Regions from separate parts of the Homo sapiens genome. Here region 2 is linked to region 1. The links are chromatin loops, found by intact Hi-C in ENCODE. Cell type or tissue: prostate gland. All regions are shown on one strand.

Region 1 (8,000 bases):
CCCCACCATCTCGGGCAAAAAAAAAATAAATAAAAAAAAAATCTAGAAATAATTCTTAATTTCTCACTTTTCTTCCTTTTCACATTTAATTCATCAGCAAATTGAAATTATATTACAAGTCCATCAGTTTCTCCTCTATTGCCAATACTGCCACCCTACTCCAAGCCAAAACCGTTTCTTACTTGGATTTCTGAATTGGTCTTCTAATCTGTCTTGCTTCTGCTCTTGCTATTCTTCAATCCACTCTTCAAACAGCAATAACCAGCATGATCTTCTGATCCTGCTCAGAATTTTCCAGAAGTTTTCTATTAAATTTTGAATAAAGCTCCCAGCTTTTTACAGTGGTCAAAAAATCCATAGACGATTTGACCTCTGTGTACTACTCCAATCCTTTCAGCTTAATTGAATGTCTGCTATGTGCTAGGCACTGTTCTAAGTGATGGAGACACAGTGACTAAGACAGTGTGGATTCCTCCTCAAAAAGCTTATGTCCAGGAGATGCAGATATGCCATACACAGAGAGTTAAAAGGAGTGTATATGATGTGCTATAGTGAGTAGATTTCACTTGGGGATTAAGCCATGAGGGAAGGACTCATTTAGAAGGTGGCATTTAAGTGAAAATCCAAAAGACAAGATGGAACCCATCCTGCAGATACCAGAAAGAAGTACAGATAAACTATTAGAGGGCTTTATATAGGGTAGTTTTGTGAACTGTTTCACATTGTCAAAAGATGACTCTGGCTGCTGTGAGGAGAATTGAAGAAGCCCATTTGGAAGCGGGCAGTCCAGTTAGGGAGCTAGAGCTGTAGTCCGGGCAAAACATTGTAATAAGTTGGACTAGGATGGTGAATAGAAACGAGTGGACAGATTCAGGATAACATGTCCGAACTAAAACCTGTTATTGACTGAATGTTGGTGTGAAGGCCAAGAGAAATTGATGAAGGTAATAGACTGTGAAGGAAAAATGGGGAGTGGGTGTGAAAACAAAGAGCCTGCATTTTGCACCCATTAACTTACCATGTACGTTTCTGGTAAATGCTACACTTTGGTTTCTCCAGCCTCAAGGCATTTGCACATGGCGTTTCCTTTAGACTAGAATACTCGTCCTATTGATACAACTCCGATGACTGGAGGAACACCAGGGTCCTTGGTCTCGCGCTGATGGGATTAATGACACGGACACACATGAAGTGGTTTTAAGGAGTGAAAAGTTTAATGGGCAAGAAAGAAGGAAGAAAGAAAAAAGAAAACAGCTCCTCTGTACAGAGGCAGGGGGGAGGAGGGCTTGGAACAGAGAGGAATGCCATGTGTGCACAGGGCCCAGGGGATTGGTTTGACCAGGTGTGTCATTCACGTAGCCCGTGAAAAACCTGGCCCTCCTACCTTACCCCCTTAATATGCAAATGCAGGTTGCCATGATGTTCTGAGCACATGGTGTTATCTGGAAGTGGCCATGACACTTGGCACACCTGGTGACAAGGAGAAGGCGGGAATGGCCATATTGGGTAGACTCTGTTTCTAATTGCCAGCATTTGCATATCAAAGCTTGCCAGCCTGGCTCTTTAAGCCGCCTTTCTGTTGGTTTCCGCCAAGAACTTTTACCCTATCTAGCTGCCTAAAAATATTTCTTAATAACTCTGGTATTACTGTGTCCTAGGATGGCAATTCCTTAAGGTCCTAGTTTAAGTGTCACCTATTCAGAAACATCTTCAGACCACTTGCCCAAATTACATTATTCTCTATTCAGTTTGATTTTTTAATTATTTTATTTGTAGACTTTAAAAATTGTTTGGTTTTCCCCACTACTGTAAAAGCTCATTGAGGGCAAAGATACCTTCATTTTGCCAAGCACTGAATTCACACCATCTAGCAGAGAGTGGTACTTAAGTATCAATAAACACTTTTTGAATGATTGCATTTGTAGATCACTGTGCCAGTTTATTAGTTCCATACGCGTACCCATACATTGTTTAATTTCAATTGAATAGGCTTGTAACAAATCAAATTTTATTTGTCCCCCTTGGTTTATATACTGATAGAAAGTTTTAATGAATAGATTATTGGTTTCTTCAGTAAATAGCCCTTCAGCCCACCTCTGATTGCTCAGGGCCTGGCTCAGAGTGACCATTGAGAAGGCACTTTTCTTTCCAAGCCTCAGTTTCATAGTCTGTAAGACTGATATAAATATGATCTCTGCTTTAAAGAGTTATTGTGAAATTAAATGCGTTAATCCATATAAAATACATAGCACAGTTCCTAGTATATTGTAAGCATTTAATCAACGTGACCATCATGATTGTTATTATTATTGATATTAATTGCTGAAAGAACAGAATGTTTTTGACACCAAAGGACCTTACAGATGAGTGAACATACTGCTATTCATTCTTATTGTCCACAAATAAAAATTGCTAAGTTATTGTTCAAATTTTTATTCCAAACAATATTTTACAATTGTATGTTCTTCTGAGGTAATTCTCAGAACTTGCATTTCAGTGATTTAACATCATGATTCTTTCTATGATTTGAATGATTTAATTAAAGGCCATTCTTCTTAAGCTTAGCGCTTAAAAAAGTCTTAGTAGAATTAGGCTTTTAGAAATTCTAAAAATATGAAAGAGAAAAACATTTGACTCCCCAGATATGTGCAAGCAACAGCAAACCATCAGATCAACTGAATAGATTAAAAGTACCATTTAACATTAGCTAAATATCCTTTTATTTTCGATATAAAAAACAGTAGAATTCCAGTGGTAACTAATGTAAATAATTTATTTTTCCTCATTTAATGGCTATAGTTCTAATGATATCGTCTCATCATGAGGTAAAATGTAAAAATGCTTAAGGACTCAGTACTCTAAAATAGATTTTTAATATTTAAAAGGTTTGTGCGATTTTAAATAAGGCAGTGCCACCCAATATCATAGCATGCTTCATGAGAAAAAGATGCTAAATTTCCTTGACCTAGTTTCATCTTCATGTTTAGGAAACAGTGTCTAAGAAGTAAACAAAGTAGTTGTGCCTCATGTAGGAGATGATTATTGTTTGAATTTATGATTCATGCCTTGAGCAAAATTTTGTTTGTGGCCTCATTTGCAACCATAATTTACAACTTTACCAGGGATATGCTGTGTATTTGGAAGGTAATATATCAGACTTGCTTTGTACTGGAACAGTTTTCTAGCTCTGGGTATAGTATTTTCTGTGTTTCTGTTAGCTATAAAATTTCTAGGCATAACATTTATTGTAGCAAATATGGAAATTAAAAAAAATTGCATTCCCCTTAGGAATGTCTTATTGTATTTATATTCTGATTATGGTTAAATCCAACTATTGTTTAAAGGAGTTGTTAATCCTGCAAATATCTGGTTGCAAAAGTAGGAAGATTTAACTTTTTCAAATTTTTAAAAAAGTAAAGATTGCATCATTTTTGCATTGTGTGTAACTCTCATCTAAGAAACTAATAAGTAACATGTGACTCCAATATAATGTTTGTGTGTGCCCTTAAAATTCAGAATTTTTTTTTCTGTTGCAAATAATAAGTAGACTATAATACTGTAAAATGAGTTTTGCCTGTTATCTTTCATCTATAAGTTAGTGAAGAATTTCCCACAGTATTTATTGGAAGTTCCATTGTCCATTCTAATTTCAATTGTCTTAATACATATGGAAATACCGGGGATTTTATAATCAATCAATCAGTCTACTCCAAGTTGTAGAGATCCTCAACTAAATGTAATGTATTTTCTAGCACTGACATTTATTTATTTGCATCTTTGTACTGCAATTTTTATTAGGATGCTCTTTTATTAAGGGTAATACTTATTCCTCCAACTAAACATTTAAAAATTAACTCTAAGCTTCCACTAGTTTGAAAAATTTCTGGTAGCTTGATTTGAAAATGTAATTTTAATACATATGATTAACAAATATGATCCCATGCTATAATTTTAAAATACTGAAATTATTATTCTGTATCCGATTATATAAGTTTAAAAACAGAGTTAAAAATAGAAAATATTGCCGTTTTTCTTGTTTTCTGATATAATTAATAAGAAAAAAAGCTAAAAGCCCAAGGGAAGTTTAAAAGTGTAGAAAAAACTTGACAATGAACATTTGCCTAATATGCTTGGTGCTACATGTACTTACAGCGTAAAAAATAGATCAACCTAGAATCAGACTCTTCCAGAAATTCTTTCCATCATCCAGTTCTTAGCAGAGTTTCTTCTGACATAAAGGTAAGTAGACTGAATAGTCTAGTGAGAAAGAAAGCGATCACTTTTTCTGGCCGTTACAGTAGAGAAGAGAGAAGTAGGATAATGCCTTTAGTCACAATGCTGGGACTTCAAAACAGAATTAAAACTCTGTTTAGGAGAATGTAGGCTCAAGAATCATTTCGACACTATTACATATTTCTTTTCTTCCCCCAGTAATTATTCATTCAGCTATTATAACTAACCACAGTAATTTTCTTAGAACAAAGGAGAGCATGGCAACAATAGCTTTAAAAATGACGAAGTTTAAATGCCCAAGGTCAGAGTGTAACGTTTTGATTTCCATAAGTATTTCAAATGCTACAGGCTTTATGTAATAATTTTAATGTGAAAAATATGCAGGCCACGCTTCACTGCTCTTTGCATATACTGCAAAGAGGGAAAAAAAACCTTAAAAATTGCTTAGCTTTAATTGAGCAAAGGGATTCACATGTGATCTGAACTTGTGGTTCATAATTCCTCTAGACAGCTTCGGTTGCCGTGTGATGATCCTAATTAAATTATGTAACGGCACTGAACTAGCTAAGCTAAAGGGCCTGTTCTTTCACATCACCTGGTGACTTAACTCTTTACAGGACTCTGGGTTTGGGGCTTTGGTCTTCTACCACAATCTTGTGTGTTTTTTCATTGTTAAGGGAAGGAAAACACAGTATTGATGGAATCCGCTTTAGAAGTTTCGGCCTGTAGGTGGCAGCATTGTAAGGTTTTGGAAGTCGTGAGCTCCCAGGTCTCTGCTTGCCTTTCCCCCAAGCCTCATCCACCCGTGCCACATCAGGGGAGCTAACATCACTATACGCTCATGTCAGGTAAAACTAAAATGGAGAGAAATGTCGTAGTCAAAAAATTAGGCTTTGTTCACTCCCGTTTGTGTTTCATTATATTTCTGATGACACGGTACATTTCTAATTCTGACCTGAGATTCAGCTAAAGGATTTTTCTCAGTAGTCAGGCGTCAACCCATGGCAAACCATACTTTTTCAAGATAGGCGTTTTACCAAGTAAAGAAAGGAAATTATTCTGGGGGAATAATTATTTAACTTAGCCATGCCTATTTTAATCACTTGGGAACAAGTTAGACGGCTTCGTGGGGCCATATAGAAATCACCTAACGAGGTCACCTCACAGTAATCTCAGTGTCCCTATAAAGGTTGGCTTCCCTCTCTTCCTCCCTCCTTTTCTCCCTCCCTCGCTCCCTCTTTTTCTTCCTTTCTGCTTTCCTTTCTCCCTCTCCTTCTCCCTCCCTCCCTTCCTCCCTTCCTTCCTTCTTTCCTTCCTTCCCTCCCTCCCTCCCTCCCTCTTTTCCTTTCCTTTTCTCCATGTGCGGTCACCTTTCACTCAAGACCTGAGATTACCTTTCTGATTTGGCAAGGGTGGAAAAGAAACGAAGGTTTACCAAGTAGAAAAGAAATAAAAACTTCACCAAATTTGATACATTTAATTTACAATTCATGATTCATGTAGCTTTTAATGATGTATTGTTTTATGCAATATGAATTTCTCAGATTATATCACTATAATACATAATAAATGCATATATGTGGATGCTAGCATGGATTTTATTGACTGTGATGTTTTCCTTAGACCCACAGAGATCTTGCAGTCTTACCTCGCACACTTCTCTCTGAAAGTTGTGCTTCAAAAACTTCCCTAGGTGATAATGGCAACAGTGTAGTGTAAGGACACTGGTTTCAGGCCTTGTATGAAGTCTTTGGTTAACTGAATCCTTGGGGAAAATCATTTCTGAGGTCAAGATTGACAAAATTGTTTAAGTATTATTGAAAATATAAAACAAAATTGTTTCCTCAATAAATATAATTAGCTGCATATACTGCAGTTTCAAGAGCAAGCACTGATGTTAGGACCAGCTCTTTAAATAAAATAGGACCTCTGTGGTCTCTGGAGGGAACATGCATAAAGCAAAGTAAATGATTTTCTGTCAACACTAAGTAGACAGGTGCTTACATTGAACAGCATTCTAATATGTCTCTGAATATTTATGTCTTCTTTTTCAAATGCATTGCCCATGAATGTCACAGCTGTCAAAAATCTGTACACAAGAAGATAAAAAATGAAATTAATAAAAGGCAGATCAACATTTCGTTTGTTTGGAACACTTTTCCCCCTTGCTGCTTTCTTTTTTCTTTCTTCTTTTTCTTCTTCTTCTTCTTTTTTTTTTTTTTAATTTTTAACTCAGCTGTGTTTTAGGATTTTGGTACATCTGCATGTTCTAAAAGGCCAACGGAAATGTAAGTTGACTAGTTGTATTTGGGCTGGCACCAGGGCCTGTCTCAGTATTTAAACACCAAAATAATCAATGGAATTAATGGCCAAGAGGAACAGGGTCTGAGGATTTTTCTAGCCATTTCCGCTGTCCATGCGCTTGGCTTGCTTGGGTGCCACAAACGAGATTCTGACAGGTTGTCACTGCCCTGACCTGAAACTCAAGTTTGTGAGGTGAGAGGCTCTTAAATCTTTTGGCTTCTGTAGCCCAGAGTTTTAGCTGTGCAGAGTTAGTGCCAAAACAAGCCATCATGTGCCCTCAGAGTTATAAAGGAATTTGGTTTTCAGAGCAGAGATGACTAAATAGAATTGGTGGTAGATCAAAGCAATGAATAAAAAGGTCTATTTAGTCATCAGATCCCTGCCTCTCTGCTTCTCATGGTACTGAGAGAGCCAGTGTGTATAAAGAGCATGTGTTAAGATGAACTCAGCAGTCACTTGACAAGCATTTATTCATTAAGAAGCCGCACATTTTGAGGTACCTGGTTGTTCTTATTAGTAAGTAACCCCCAGCAAAAATATCCCCCCAGATGTTTTCATATTTACTTTGCAATGTCCGAATGAATCATTTGGCAACAAAGGAAAATACAGTTTAAAGATTGAATCAGGAATTTAAGCTCAGGAACTCTTTGTACTTTGTTTTGCCCTTGATGAGAATTTTTCTAAATTAAAAACTCTCCAAATTGTCAAATCGGTGTTGCAAAAACCTCAGTTTAGTAAGATTTAGCATTTGGTTTCCAAATTTTGGTCATGTAATTGGTGTTTTATTGATAACCGCAGATATGAACCAGATGTAATCAATATTGGTTTAGCTCAGATTTGATTTGGAGAACATACTGGTTGCTTTGATTTTTTGTTGTAATTATAGAAGTTAAAGAAAAACCCCACATAGATTCAGTTCTGATTTGAAGAGGGTCACTGGACATTTTTTTTTTCTTTTAAGAAAATTTTAGTTCGTTGGCAGTCTGATTAAACAAATATTTGAGTATATTTATATTGGGAGTTGTACAAAAGTAGTTTGTAATATGGCTCAGTTCAAGTTCCTTTGATTTGTACTGTGCGATTGATATGGATCACTTCAACAAAATATCAACCTCTTTCAAATCAGTAATTTAACCTCTTGTCGGTAAAATTAGGGGTGATCAAATTGGCAGGGACCGTGAGGATTTTTTAGAGGTAGATGCTGATGCTCTTGTGGCTGGAACCTAGAATTTCTCTCCATCTCTGCCCATTGGAATCCTACTCCTTCTTCAAGATCCAACACAAACGCTACACTTCCCATCAAGCCCTCTCTGATTCTCCCTAGACAAAAGTATTTTTTTCTCTTCTTTTTTTACATGACACTTTGTAAGTACTTTAATGAAAGTGATTATCATATTCTGCTTCAAGTTATAAATAGTGGTTGATGTGTTTACTTCTTTCAATATATCATAAACCGAGAGCAG
Region 2 (8,000 bases), 1.4 Mb after region 1:
GGGTCACAGAAACCTTGTAAGTTAAAAAAAAAGTGTTAAAAAAAAAAACGCCAGAAAAGGAGATATAACACATTTTCTTAGAAATCCTTTCTGGAATCCAAAATCTTTTCCTATATGAGTTGAAAATATTATCTATTAAAAGGGCAATTTATGTGTAGAGCATCGAATAGAATTATATTGATATATGTAGGTAAGAATATTTTTATTCTTCATAAAATACTGATATTTTTGTAATTGAATGCTAATAATAGAGATAGTAACTACAGAATTGGATCCCATCATTTATTGGTGGTGACTGGGGCTAATGGCTACTTTGGAATGCAGAGAATATTTATTCAATGTTGATTGAATAGACATTAAAACAGAAACATTTTTAATTGATCAATATTGCTTATATGCCTCAATTTTCTCAAATGTTTTATTGTATTCTTCCAAACAGATAGTACTCAAAATTCCTATGAAGCATTTTTTTTCATTTAAGAAAGGAGAAAAAAGAAAGGGGCTGATTAACACAAAATTCAGAATAATCTTATCTATGCAGGAAAAGAGGGAAGAGGGATGGACTGAAGAGGGGTTCAAGGTTCCAAAGATACTGGTTAGCGTTTCATTTCTTAAGTTGGATACGAGATACACAGATGTCCACCTTATTTATTTACTTACTCGTGTTTTTGCATGTAAGCTACAAATGTTATTTTGTGTCTGTTTAATATCTGATAACATTATTTAAAGCAGATAATTGTAAGACATGGTACAAGTAATGGTAATGACATAATTATTTAAAAAAATAATGACACTGCTGACATCCTTTAGGGCTATTAGGGCTATGGAACTAAGCAATTGGCTGTTTTTCAAAGTGTCCTGAGTTTTCTGTTCCAATCTATTAAATAAATAAGGTATTAAATACTATGAGAAAACTGAAGTATAAAAACAGAAGAAAGACCTAAATCCAGTGCTAAGGAATTGCAGCTCCTTCAGTGACTCCTTGCCTGAGTGGGGCTGTTTACACATACAAGGACTCTGTCTTCTGTTTTACACAGGGAAAGACTGCTGACAACTAGCATTGTGGGGTATGTTTGCATGGCTCTTTCCAGAGTTCAAATCAGAGCACTGTAATTCAGCCACATGATGTTAACCACTTGTCCCTAATTTCGAAATTATTATGGCATCATTTTCTTTCAGAATTATCGATTACTGTTTATTTATTGATCAAGACTAGTAATAAGACCCAGAATGGTAAAGAGCCGACTCTGTCCTTGAAAATGTTCAGAAGAAGCACCAGTGGTGTGTATTTCCTCAGGAATTCAGCTTACTGAGCATTACTCTGTGTTTGTTTCTATCCTTCCTGTTCAATCTTTGTTTTTCTTTTGTCAACCCTATTTGCTCTGAATAGTTGAAAAAAACATCCTAGGGTTTGTTATAAAGTGGGATCCTAACTCATGCTGAATTAAAAGTAAACTACATGCCCTGGGTACATTCATGACCTTAGTTCTCTTAAAACTGAAATGGAGTGGAATCGGTAGCCTAAAGGTGAAGCCTTTAAATCCCTTTATTACCCAAACCCTTATAATCTCTTTGTTTTTAACAAAGTATACACAAGAACGGTAGCAGAACTTCCCAGTTAACATGTCGAGAAATCTCTACTCAGATAAGAATCGAGCTCTTTGGGTTTACTCTTTTTGCAAAATATTTAAAACCTAGAGAGATCATTTAGATGTTGTTTATTTTGATGACCAGATAGATTCTTTTGTTTTGTAAAAGCCACATGCCCATTTTGCCTTCTTCGGGAATTTTTGTTCTAGCACCCTATCATTATTTGCTACCAAACTTCATATCTTTTGTTTGAAGCATCTGAAAATAAAAGTAGTTGTTTAACTAATTTTCTCTTGAGCTTAATTTGGCAATTATCAAATCACATTTGTCAATACAACCACTGAATCAAATGTGACCTAGACATCAACATTTTAAAAAGCCTCCGTAACCTTATGTATTATTTCAAGTTATAGTAGCTACAAGCAAAATCTTGATTGGATCAATAAGAAACAAAAATGTGCTCTCCTCTGTCATTTCAAAGTCATCTATTAAAACAACTCAAATATAAAATTTAACTACATTGGAATACAAATAGAACAGCATAATGAGGCTTATGTTTAGAAATGCAAAGAGCATTCTGAAAAGTATTTTAAGAAGAATTAATCTAATTCTCACTATTAATATTCTTCCATCATTTGATTTTTATTCTTGGACATGTGGATGCTATAAACAATACAATGTAAGATTTATAATGCTTTTTTTCTTTCTTTCTCTCTCTTTTCTCCTTTCTTTCTCTTTCTTCTTTCTTTCTTTCTTTTCTTTCTTCCTTCCTTTCTTTCTTTCTTTTCTTTCTTTCTTTCTTTCTCTCTCTCTCTCTCTCTCTTTCTTTCTTTCTTTCTTTCTCTCTCTCTCTCTCTCTCTTTCTTTCTTTCTGTTTCTGTCTTTTCTCTCTCTTTCTTGTTCTATGTTCCCTTGCATATAGTGAGACACTTCAGAGAACCCTATTTTTTCTTCAGACACATGAAGATGATGTGAATATCAAAATGATAGCGAGGACCCAGGAAGAATAACGCATGAAATAATAATAGGTTAACTAAACTCATATACTAGGTTCTTGGTAAGTATGTAGTATATTATTAATAACTACTTATTTACTCAGAAATCATGTTTGTTTTTTGGAAAATACATTTTCTGCTTCAATTTAGAGTAATACTTAGTTTTCTTTAACTATTGAAAAGGCATTAGCAATATTGTATTGTATGTTATACTTAATGGCCATTGCCAAAGCTACACAGAAATGTGTAAGATGGTTAATTAATAGCATTAATTTTGCCTTATTATTCCTTGTGATTCCAAACACTAGAAAATACCATTGATAGCTTAAAAACTGTTACATATGGCTGGAACCCAAAGTTATTTTTTTGCCATCATTGTAAGGGATACTGTGCATCTTATATATCTTGATATCCTATGTACAGAAAGTGACATCTACTGGAGAAAGCAGAACTGAATATTTACTTTCCAAACTATTTTTTCTGCCAAACGTCCAGACAAGTTGCACTATCTTCAAGATTATCTGAAACTTGTAAAACAAAGAAAGATTTTACTTAGTTCAGTATGGTGTAAAGGCTGGTTGGTTTTGATGGTCATTTTCTTAAAGCTGCCCTGTGGGAAACTGGTTATGGGGCCCACACAAATTATCTCGTAAGAAACACTATTGAAGATATCTGGAAAACACAACTACAGCACATTCCCTTAAGAATGAAACTGAAATTCTAAATAACTGTAAGCCATTGAGTGGTGGATTTGAACAGGACTCCACTGTAACACTTTGTCTGAAAACCTTTCTGGAAAATATGTAACTTCTTTACATGGCCTGGAAATAGGAGTTGTAAAACAAATATGAGATTAGAATACATAATATCTTTCAGGTAGAAAGACATTCCCCTATGCTATCTTGTAACCTAATGATTATTTGTTCATGTTAATAAGATGTGTCTAACTTCATGATCTAATCAAACTGATGTTCTTAGGGAATGGGGGAATACTAACCAGGTGTTTTTCACTTGTGGTCAAAACTAAGAAATGACCTAAAGCCCTGAAAGACAGAAATGATAACAGCTTTATACTTATGACAATAATTCCCATTCTTTACGTAATCACTTTCTCTTACATGAAGGGCAAAAGCCTTTCCTATCTTAATGGAGGGTACTGTGGTGGCCATTTTCAAGACTTTAATGAGTGAGGCACAGCTACATTTGGCTGGTTCATGAACATCATAAAACTATAATAATGACTAGAAGTCCTGTTTCTTTGATTCTAGTCTGTTACCTATATGATAAAGGTTGCTTCCATATTTAGATTACGCTATATAATCCTCCGTAGTTTAATGTCAGATTTTCTACATATGACTGTTATTATTATTATTTTAAATTTTGATTTCATTTTTGTAGCAATGCTCTCTCACTCCCTCTGCTGGCCTTGTTAATTAACAAAACCAGTGCCTAAGTAGTCCTGATGGGAATCAGTGATACCAAGTGGATGACCCATAGAATGCACTCTGTTTTGTGTTGGGAGCCAATCAGAAAATCACGTTGATTGGCCTCCGTATGAAACAAAAAAGGCCAAGAGAAAATTTGTTGTGGGTAGTGAAAACAGAATAGCATGCTTATTTTTATAGTTTTAAGAAAGAATTTAATGAAAGGGATACTTCACAAATCTTAAAAATGTGCTATTTTTCAAAGGAAGAATACCAGTTACCCACATTCTATTAAAACATATATGTACTTAGTAAAAGGCACTCAAAACAAGGTGTATCAATTTTGTATTTCAGTGTTTACACACTGGAGGGTTAAATGAAAGGTTGTCTGGCTTCACTGGTAGGATTCTGAACCTGGATTAGATATACAGCTGTCCAATGGATCAGCTTCCCACATCCTAGAGTTCCATTATGGAGTTACAAAGAGAATGACAGCACTTGGCAAGTCCCAGGCCTAATCATAGCACAGAGAAGTGACTTTTGGAAGGTACATTACTAAGCAATTAGGACCCATTTAATAAATTACCTCTTATGGAACACTTTGAACCCTAGTGGTCTGAAGAGGTTAATGCACCTCTCACAACTGAGTGCTACTCAGTTTCCAGGGGTAACTTCAAGGCCACAGCTAATCCAAACCTTCTTCTCATCAATGGCCTCTTACTCTTGAGCCACTTCTGTAGTCTGGCATCAGTAAGCCCACACACTTGCACTACTCCCCTCTGCGTGCCAGATGCTTCATTTTCTTGCAGCTGAATCCATTGGGCGCAGTGCTCATGAGGCCAAAAGACTTTGTGCTGCACATTAACTTCCTCCTTGGGCTTTCATGCTTCTTATTTGGGAGTCTTTCTGTTTCTCTTATTTATAGAGAGTTTTAACTTCTGGATTTAGTTTAAATGTTACATCTGATGTAATATACTTTCCTCCAAAATTGTTGAGTAGCAACCACATTTTAAATGAATCCAATACACAAAATTAGGCTTTAGGATATTATTAAATTTGTAAAAAAAAAAAAAAAAAAAACCCACAGTAGATGTATATTTGTAAACTGGAATCTTAACTATGGTTAGACACTAAGAAAACATTTAAAATATAACTGTAAGGGAGAAAAAGCTTTGTTTGATGCTAGAACATAATTAGACGTTTTAGGGTTTTATTTTAATTTAAATTCAACTTGAGTTTTTGGAATGAAAATGCCAATGAGACACTAAGAACTTTTATTAAAAAAGATGGCCAAAAAGTCGAATTGGAAAAGATAGAAATATGAAAATATTCCTGTGCATTTATAATGGCTGACATTGCTATATCATGTCATTGGTCTGCTGAACGATATTCCTGTAAACTATGATCAAAATCGTCATGATTTCTAGCACATTTATTTAATGTTTATTCTATCCAAGTCTCTGCTGAGAGCCACAGGAGACGAATAAGACAGGGCCTATGGCTTCAAGAAACTTAGAACTGTATTGTAGAGCTAGGATTTAGGTACATAGAAAAGTAAGCATAACAAAGGGAAGATTACAACGGATGCCAAGTTTGTATTCACACAGGAATTCAGAGAAAGAAGCGGAGTCTCTGCTCAAGAAGGTTTGATGGAGAAAATAGAATTTGCTCAAGTCTTTTGTTAAGATTTTGATAAGAAAGCTAAAAATTAAAAAATAAAATGCTCCAACATTGAGAAGTAATTGAAGTTGCCTTTACTGTGTTTGTGAATGTATTTTGTGGGATATGTTTGAGGGGAATATGTTTGGGAAGTAGTTTTTCAATACAAGAACAGACATTAGTGAGCTTTGTGAATGTTGTACTTTATTACATACCGGAAAAGAAATAAGATGAAACACATTTTCAGTCAAATAACGTAATATAATATGAAAAGTATTGCTTGTTGTCAGCCTGATAATCAGAATATATTTTAACTTTTTTTTAAAAAAGCTAATAACTATAAAACACCAAGATAAATTTTCCTTGAACATTCAGTGATTCACTGGATGAGTCATACATTTTAAAAATTTCTGCTATTTTCAGTGTACCTTGAAAATTTTCCATATTGTAAACTATGTTTTCTTACATGCCTATAAGAAACAAAAACCATGTTTGGAAATCCAGTGTCTACTTGAATCTGGAATATTAATGCAATGTGGGTTTATATGGTCTGAAAGTCTTGTATATTTATGCCATGTGAGTTGATTAGTATCTAAACTTTGAAAAATATTCAGGGTAGAAAAATTATAAATTATTTGTCATGTCAGAGTTTAAAAGGTTTGTAGAAAGACCTGGGTATTTTGTAGCACACAAGATGTGATATGCCTTGGGTGTGACTTCCCTGGTTGTGTTTTGAAAGCAACCTCTACTTTAATAAGACAGTTGTGAATCAACAGTCAAACTAATTTTTGATTACTGGTAAGTGAACATTTAAAACTGGAGCCCCACTTTTAGACGTGGTGGTGAGATTATATTGGTCTCCATTCATATCTAGAAGCACCTCAGTCTGATGGTTTATTCTATACGCAAGGCATTACCACATACAAGTCTCCTTGCTTAACTCTTGTATTATTCACAAGAATGCCAGAGCAGACATATTAATACTAGTCTGCAACTGGCATTATTCCACATACTCAAGAGTTTTCATTCTGGGATAAGCACCATTCACTGAAGGCAAAAAGTAGCATAAGTGAAAGAAAATCACATTGCCTGTTGCATTTTCCTTTTTTGATGACTAAATGCATCCAAACTATGGATCAGCAAACCTTTACTGAATGCTGATTAAATAGTATGATATAAACTATTCATGCTATAGACATGTGCTGTACAGTATGGCTCCCACTAGACACATTGCTATTGAGTCCTTGAAATGTGATTATTGTGAATTTAAAGTGTTGTAAGTGTAAAGTATACACACAGTGTTCAGATACTTAGTATGGAATGGGAACGTAAAATATCTCATTAGTAATTTAAAAATGTTGATTACATGTTGAAATAATATTTTGGATATATTGGGTTAGATAAAACTATTAATGAGATCGATTTGACTTGGCTTTAATTTTTTAACCTGGCTACATAAAATTAAAAATTACAGATGCGGCTCACATTCTATTTCTTTTGGATAGTGTTGCTATAGACCTTCAGAGAATGGACCCAGAAACAAGTGCTGAAAAATACGAAATACTAGAAAAACAGATGAGGTCTCAGCTGAGTCTTGAATGACATAAAGGCTTTGAATTAGAAAATGAGAGAAGGCTAAGTGTGTTTTTGGATAGGAGATTAAGATAAATAAACTGGTGTAGAATTGTAGGTGTTAGAAACCAAAGGTTTACTTTAAGTAATAGTGCAGAGTATTTGGTTATCTTATAAAGGGTGACAAATTCTGAGCACTTACTACCTTAATAAACATAGTTATCTACTATTGAGTCCTTAGAATATGAAGTTTGCATACATAAATTTTCATTTAAACTCTACAACAATCATATAAGGCAAGGTTTATCGTATCAATTTTATTTTATTTTATTTTATTTTTGAGATGGAGTCTTGCTCTGTCTCCCAGGCTGGAGTGCAGTGGCACAATCTTGGCTAACTGCAGCCTCTGTCTCTCAGGTTCAAGTGATTCTCCTGCCTCAGCCTCCCGAGTAGCTGGGATTACAGGTACCCACCACCACGCCCAGCCAGTTTTTTTGTATTTTTGGGAGAGACGGGGTTTTGCTATGTTGGCCAGGCTGGTCTCAAACTCTTGACCTCAGGTGATCCACCTGCCTTGGCCTCCCAAAGTGCTGGGATTACAGGCCTGAGCCACCGCACCTGGCCAAGTTTTATCATATCCATTTTATAAGTGAGGACACTGAGGCTTAGATAGGCTTCCTGAATTACTGAATATCATACAAGTAGGAAGGGACTGAAACCTTGAGTGTCTAACCTCAAAGCTTGTGGTTTTAACCACAGC

Evidence for each region. Peaks named below come from ENCODE experiments on the same cell type or tissue, not always from the same donor. Only the 100,000 strongest peaks of a DNase experiment are listed, where the experiment ranks them.
Region 2: a loop joins it to region 1, with 4 times the contacts of the local background. A loop is called at or near these places in 12 of 110 quality-filtered maps.

What each region holds. Positions count from the first base shown.
Region 1 is chr15:35,746,839-35,754,838 of GRCh38, forward strand. All of the region lies in intron 2 of DPH6-DT (DPH6 divergent transcript), which reads left to right. Among named protein-coding and RNA genes, the nearest start is that of MIR4510, 180 kb to the right of the region's middle. In prostate gland, a CTCF peak has its summit at 4,964 (motif pointing right); a DNase peak (open chromatin) is centred at 4,983.
Region 2 is chr15:37,130,799-37,138,798 of GRCh38, forward strand. No RefSeq gene overlaps it. Among named protein-coding and RNA genes, the nearest start is that of MEIS2, 34 kb to the left of the region's middle. In prostate gland, CTCF peaks have their summits at 3,038 (motif pointing left) and 4,021 (motif pointing left); a DNase peak (open chromatin) is centred at 4,032; H3K27ac peaks cover 1,161 bases.